Regions from separate parts of the Homo sapiens genome. Here region 2 is linked to region 1. A link is a contact called in ENCODE Hi-C data. All regions are on one chromosome and are shown on one strand. Each heading gives the region's core, a stretch centred on a gene start or an enhancer-like site at or near the end of the contact. The rest is flanking DNA. Distances are from core to core; before and after follow the strand shown. Region 1 holds the start of UBE2G2 (ubiquitin conjugating enzyme E2 G2). Region 2 holds the start of DIP2A (disco interacting protein 2 homolog A).

Evidence for each region. A loop is a pair of places that touch in the nucleus more often than their neighbours do. Pooled maps may share reads with other maps.
Region 2: a pooled map shows a loop between it and region 1 (4-fold over the local background). The contact joins the promoter of DIP2A here to the promoter of UBE2G2 in region 1. A Hi-C loop is called at or near these places in 2 of 37 single-sample maps with no recorded cell type and 10 of 50 pooled maps.

The regions. Positions count from the first base shown.
Region 1 is chr21:44,800,235-44,803,701 of GRCh38, forward strand. UBE2G2 (ubiquitin conjugating enzyme E2 G2) reads right to left here and starts at 1,586. Exons shown (of 6, transcript NM_003343.6): 1 at 1,472-1,586. The coding sequence starts at 1,514. LINC01424 (long intergenic non-protein coding RNA 1424) reads left to right here and starts at 2,007. Exons shown (of 2, transcript NR_109928.1): 1 at 2,007-2,402. RefSeq lists an enhancer at 812-1,767 and silencers at 1,315-1,374, 1,435-1,654, 2,155-2,204.
Region 2 is chr21:46,457,019-46,460,548 of GRCh38, forward strand. DIP2A (disco interacting protein 2 homolog A) reads left to right here and starts at 1,873. Exons shown (of 38, transcript NM_015151.4): 1 at 1,873-2,204. The coding sequence starts at 2,114. LOC124905046 (a long non-coding RNA gene) reads right to left here and starts at 1,695. Exons shown (of 2, transcript XR_007067915.1): 1 at 1,309-1,695. RefSeq lists enhancers at 1,087-1,226, 2,997-3,066 and silencers at 1,467-2,016, 2,207-2,276.

The DNA.
Region 1 (3,467 bases), core at 336-2,835:
AGCAAAGCGCGCGGGAAACTGAGGTGTGCCTTTATGTTCTGCTTTAGCAGACACTAGGTGGCGAGCGTTATTTGAACGTTTACAGGAGGCCCTGTGTATCTGCGGCTGCATATCCATGGATTCGACCAACCAGGAATACAAAATATTTGAAAAAAATAACAATAAAAAATGACGATTTAAAAATACAAGTAAAAAAAATCAGTGTAACTATTTGTGCAGCACTTACATTGCATTAGGTACTATAAGTAACCTTGAGATGATTTAAAAGTTATGAGAGGCTATGCATACATTAAATGCAAATACCACGCCACCTTATAGTAGGGACTTGAGCATCCGAGGATTCTGGTATCTGCAGCGGGGCCTGGAACCAATCCCCTCCAGATACCAAGGGAAGAATGACCATACGTGAGTGAGCCTGTATTTGCAACGTTTTGGTCTGCTTAAGCCAAACATCAACTCTTACTGGGCGGTGTCACCAATAGTTTTACGAAATCAAGCTACATGTATATTCACCACTTATTTTTTTTCTCACATTCATTCTTTTAGCTTAACTTTCTTCCAAAATTATCCTCAATCTAATTACAAAAGCAGCAGCTAACTTTATTAAGGGTTACACATCAGGTATTTTGCTAAGCACTTCACCTGCAGTATCAAGTTTAACCTTTTAAGACAAGGAAACTGCAGAGACAGAGAGAGGAACAAGGTCAAAGAGCTAACAAGCAGAGAGGCCGGGTCTGAACTCAGGCCCTGCTCTTAGCCGGCTACTATCTCGTCTCCATCGGCGACTCAGGCTCCTGGCGCTTTCAACACAATGGTATTCCAAGACTTCTCGCAGCAGTTCTTCCAAGCGGGCATTCGGTGTAAAACGATGGAATGCCGAGTGTTCCTAGGTTCTCATTTCTCCCTTCGCTCTCCTCAGACATTAGAAATATCTAATTTACCGGGTAGGAAAGCACTCAAGAGGTTTCCTCAACACTACCTAGGAGGAGTGACAGGTGGCACTGTTCAAAAACCCTTTTCCTTCATTAGAGGGAAAGCCAAAATCTGACCTTTCAAAGCTCCACCAACGAGCCTTTCCCCTTTTAACGCATACACTTTTCCCTCCTAATTCCGCAGCAGCAAGTCAGGCCTTCTTCCTCAAGCTCTCACTGCACGTTCTCAAGGCTGCCAAGAAAAGAAAAAATAGAAGAGAAAAAAACAAGCCCGCAAAGACTCAACTGTGTGTGCTCTCAACTAACACGGCGCCGGCGCTGCCTTTACTGATGCTGGGAAGGCTTCTCTTCACGACTTCACGCGTGAGAGTGGGCAGCGGGCGCAGGGCGCGGCACTCCGCGGGACCCACAGGGGGGCTCACGGTGGAGGCCCCGGGCCCGGCTCCCCCGCCAGGCTCCCTGCCCCAGCCCCGCCGGACGACGCGGGCCCGGGAGCAGGAACGCGGGACGCTGCTGACGGCCCGGGTCCCCAGACTCACGTTTGTACTCGGCCATCAGCCTCTTGAGCGCGGTCCCCGCCATGGCCCCGCAACAGCTGCGCCGAGCGACCTCGCCTCAGCCGCGCGCGTGCCTCCTGCCCCGACACCGGGGACTGCTTCCGGGCCACCGTCGCGGGCCCAGGAACTCTTCCGGGGCGTGGCGCGTGCGCGATCGCCGAGGCGCGCTGTCCGGGTGGTGGGAGCTCAACCCGCGACCGCGGCTACGATTCTCTTGGCTCCTGCCCTCGCCTTAGTCGCTCTGCGGGGTTGGTTCGGTCCCGGCACTTCCAGAGGCCTCAGGGTCCTGGTCTTGTAGAGACTTCCTGAACGGTGGCGCCTGTTCCAGTGTGTGTGCGCTAACTGCCTGTTCTGTGCCAGCCGCGCGTGGCCGAAGGGCGGGAGGACGGGGGTTGTGGAGGGGAGGATGGAGGTTGGGGAGACAGGGCGGGGACGAGATAAGAGGTCGGGGGGTGGGGAGGATGGTCGCGGGGCGGTCTGGGGCTGGAGACAAGGGGCCTGAGGTGCGGGTACGCACTGAACATTCCAACCGTCCCCAGCCGGCCGGGTTTCAGGTTTGAAAAGGTGGGAAGGTTAGCTGTCCTGGCGCTTTTCCTCCACGTGTTGTGCGGCTCCGCTGGAGTTCGGGTCCAGCACCTTCTACTCCGAGGGAGAGAGCCGCGGGGAGAGCCCTGTTCGGGCCCGCGGCTCGAACTGACCGCCGGCTCTGCCGAGCAGCCTCGACCCCAGGGCACCCCCGGGAGAGAGGGCGCGGCTCAGGTCCCTGCCCGAACCCCTGGGGTGCTGAGAGACTCCCCAGCGCCCCGCGTGGGCTCCCGGCCTCTCCACAGTTGAGGATCCTGTAAGGGGCGAGCCCTTTTTCCCATAATGGCTGTAGTGAGTGGGTGTGCTTTCCCGATTGACCCGCTGTGAGGTGAGCGATTTTAACCCACATCCTTACTGACTTCACAGCACAGTAGGTGCTTCGTGGCTGTCCGGTGCAAGGATGTATATACACACACACCTTTGCAAAAAAAGTTTGCATCTCTTGCCTGGCTGTTTGTTGCAATAATCTATCATTTGTCTTTTCCTTTCCAGCATTGCAGATGATCCCTTGAAAAGAAGTCTGATCACATTCACACTCTGCTCCGCCCATTTCACTCAGTAAAGCTGAAGTCCTGCAGTGCTTTGCTCTGCCTCCGGTCACCCCGCCATACTCCCAGACCCTCCCTCCCTCTCACTCCACTCCAGCTGCCCTGGCCTGGTTCAGAGTCCCTGACTCTTCCCTCCCCGGAAACACTTTCTGGCGGCTCTTGTCCCCGACTCTTCCCACCTGCTCTTTCAGTCTTTGCTCAAATGTTGCCTCTTCAGTGTGGCCTAGGCCGTCACCACCCGGCCTTCACCGCATACCTTTTTCTCTGCAACACCTACTCAACACACCGTACTATAGAACTTACTGGCATGCTATAAATGTATTACCCTTATCTGTTGCCTCTAACCAAAAGCGTGTTCCATGAGAGCCATGGGTCCCTGCCTACTTCTGTCTTGTTTCTGGGGCAGCCTCTGTACCTGGACATCGTATACTCTTAACACGGATTTGTCAAATCAAATGAAATTTAACAATACAAACTTCACAAGTATGCATAGTGTAGGAAAATTCCCCAAAATTCAAAATTTCAGTCTACCTCCATCTTTTCAAATGACCACAGTGCTTTATAAAATGACATGGTCCTTTGAGACTGTTTCAGAGAGTAATTTGTGCAAATGCAATGTGCAAAAAGTCACAGTGGAGGTGTTTCCTCCCCCATTCAAGAGCTGCTCTCTCTCTAATCAGACAGCACCCCACACCCCAAGGCAGTCTGTCCAGTGCTCCTAAAGGAGAGCAGCTCCCCTTTTCCAGTTATGGGAGATGTGGGCAATAAAGCATTACTGTCAATGCCGTGATGTTCACTGCAACATATGCTTGATGTTTTCATAATTTTATCCATCTTTTTCAGAC
Region 2 (3,530 bases), core at 623-3,122, 1.7 Mb after region 1:
GTAGTCCCAGTTACTTAGGAGGCTCAGGTGGGAGGATCGTTTGAGCCCAGGAAGTTGAGGCTACAGTGGGCCATGATCCAGCAACTGCACTCCAGCCTGGGCAACAGAGTGAGACACTGTCTACGAAAAAAAGGTTTAAGGCAGTTTGGGGAGTCAAAACCTTTGAAGGCATCTACCCAGGTATCTCCAACCCATGTATGACGGGCTTTTCTTTTCTTTCTTTTTTTTTTTTAAAAGACAGAGTCTCACTCCTGTTGCCCAGGCTGGAGTGCAGTCACAGCTCACTACAGCCCTGACTTCCAGGGCTCAGGTGATCCACCCACCTTAGCCTCCCAAGCAGCTGGGACCACAGCCGTGGCCACCATGCCCGGCTAATTTTTTGTGTTTTCAGTAGAGATGGGGTTTTGTCATGTTGCCCAAGCTGGTCTTGAACTCCTGAACTCAAGCAATCTTCCCGCCTTGGCCTCCCAAAGTGCTGGGATTACAGGTGTGAGCCACTGTGCCCAGCCTCATCTTTTCTTAGCAGGGATCCAAACTTAGTGGAAGAGTATTGCCTTGTTTGGGTGTTTTGCTATTTTTGGAGTTCAGTCAAACAGGGATGTTAATTCCTGGGCCTGGTTCTTGTCTTTGACCTGCTGCAGTAAATGAAGCTTCTCTATATGTAACGGGACAGATTCACTGGCTTACAACTGTTTGTTGCTTGCCTTCAGCTGACCACTATTCTTAAGAGTCTCGGTTGGCACTAAGCAATAGCTATCCAATCCCCCTTTCCTTCCTTTTATCTACTACGTTCACCATATATGAAATGTCTGATACTTCACCCACTCGTGGATTCCATTTCACTAGTTCACCCTCCTACTTCACCACTGGTGAGTGATGCAGCCTCGAATCCCATCTTCTCACCAGCTTTAATGCTGCAGAATGGTTTCTCCAGAAGCAGACGCTGCGACTGAGTTTGGGGTACGAGGATGTTGACATGGTATCAACACCCGTGAAAGGAAGGGGAAGGAAGCAGGACTGGGCGGAGGAAGAAGGGTATGTAAGTCCCGCAAAGCTTTGGCCAACCTCGTGTGGAGCTCTGGAACGAGAACTGCTGAAGTTCGCCAGACTCGGGCACTCCTGCCTAACTCAGTAACAGGCGGGCGGCATCGGGACACGGACACGCTGCTCAGGCCCCGCCACAGCCACCCTCGCACCGTCAGACACACTCCCACACATTCGGGGAGCAGGGCCTTCAGGACGCCGGCGGCGCCCTCTCAGTCTAGCTCCGCCAGGCCCCTCGTCCGTCCTCCCGCCCTCCAAGGTCACCTCGCGGTCCGACATGGCTGCTGGGGCTCCTTCGGGGCCAACGATGTGTACTTCTAGGGCTGTTTTTTAAAGCAAAGGAGTGAACACAGGTAAAGGCACGAGAAAGGTGCCTCGACGCCACCACGGACTGCGCAGCGTTCGCGATCAGCACAGCCCGAAAGGGAAGACAGCGGTCAACGCGGACGCGCCATGGCGCGGGGACCAAGGAGGAGCCCCGAGAGGGGCGGGGCTGGCCGGAGGGCCGCGCGCGGGGCCACCAGCGGCGCCTAGGGGTCAGCGCCAACGCCCACGGGTTGGTCATCCCCACTTAGGCGCCTCGGGCCGCAACTAAGCAGCCTGCCCGCCTCAAGCCCGCCACCCTCAAGCAGGCCCAGCGCAGAGCCTGTCGGGAGCGGCGCTCTCCCGCCTCTCCCAATGGGAGCCCGGAGCGGCATCGACGCGTCTTCGGGGCCAATGGAAGCGAGGCTCTGGTGTTGCTGGGCGGGGCCGGGAGGGCTGCGCGGGCCCGAGACCCACTGCGCACGCGCGCTCGCTACCCGCCCTTCCCGCCGCGCACGCGCTCCCGTGTAGGGCCGGCCGGGCGCTCAGGAGCGCGCGGGGCAGCGGCGGCGCGGCGGAGCCATCCGCGCTCGTGCCCGCGCGGGTGCGTTGCTGTCCTGGCCGCGCCCCTGTCCCGCCGCCTCCCGCTCCTCGCCTGGCGGATGTAGGTTGTTGGCCTGAGGGGAGCTACGTAGCCGAGGTTTGCGCTGCCGCCGCCAGGCCCGGTCCGGTTCCAGCCTCTGCCCGGACGCTAGCCGGCCTGGCCATGGCTGACCGCGGGTGCCCGCTGGAGGCGGCGCCGCTGCCTGCCGAGGTGCGGGAGAGCCTGGCTGAGCTGGAGCTGGAGCTGTCGGAAGGTGAGCCGGACCCCGCCCTCAACCCCCGCGACCCGCCCTCAGCCCGGTCCCCCGCGCAGCCCCTCACTCCGGGACCCCCGCGCGGCCCCTCACTCCAGGACCCCCGCCCTTCACCCCCGGGACCCCCACGCGGCCTCGCCCCTGGGACCTCTGCCCCTCAACGGGACCCCGGTTCCTCTACCCTGGAACCCGCCCCTCGCCCCGGAGACACCGTTCCTCAACCCTAGGACCCCGCCCCTCATGTGGGACCCCAGCACGACCCCTCGCCCCGAGACCCCGGCCCCTTACCCCCGGGAACTCCCGCCCCTCACCCCCGGGACCTCCTGCCCCTCACCCCCGGAACCCCGCGCGGCCCCTCACCCCGGGGACCCCGCCCTTCACCCTGGGAGCCCCGCGCTGCCCCTCCGGACTCCCGACCCTCAGCCCCGGGACACCCGCGCGGCCCCTCAAACCAGGGACCACTGCCCCGCCTCTCATACAAGGACCCCTCCCCCATACAAGGACTCCTCCCCCCAGGCCCTTCACACCTGGGACCCTTACTCCTCACCCCGGGACGCCTGCCAAACTTCTGGAGACCTTTCCCTATCCCCAGCTGCTCCCCCAATGGGATCCGACCCCAAGGACTGGCTTTGACTAGGTCGTTTGGACAGGTGTGAGAATCTTGAGAGGAATGACCACTTTTGCCCCAAGCTGTGAGCCCCGCTTTTCTCAAGGCTGTAGGTCTGGGCTTGGTCTGGGCTTCACCAGGATGACTGCGCCCGTTGTCCGCAGGCAGCTACTTCCCTTGGAGCTGGGAGCCCTTGCCGCGCGCCTCATACTCTAGGAGCTGCACCCTGTGCCTCATTTTATTATCTATAAAGTGGGGTTATACCAGCACTTTCCATTTTGGATTGTTATGAGGCTAAAATACCTTAATATATGCAAAGCACATAACACTTAGGAGTTGTTAGCCCCCTCATGGAATTTTTTAAAGTAAAAAAAAAAAGTCGTATAAATGGTTGGTTGATAAAAATAGACTGGAGTAATCTGGCTTCAGAGGTGGTGGGTGGCATTTCCCATTTGGATGTTATCCCTTTCAAGGCCTGTGTCCTGATATTCCTTTTGGCTGTCTTTGGGAAAGAGTTAAGTTCTTCTCCAGTGTCAGAAAGGACTTGCAGTCCTTGAAGAAAAGCATGTAATTGATTCTTACTCTGTTTTTGAGATCTAAATGCATTTTCAGCTTTTAGAATCCATTTTTTAAATAATCTTATTATCCTTAATTTAAGTTTCAGATTGATAAGATTTTGCTGGGTCTGGGGTAGTTATTTCTCAAAACATCTAAATAAT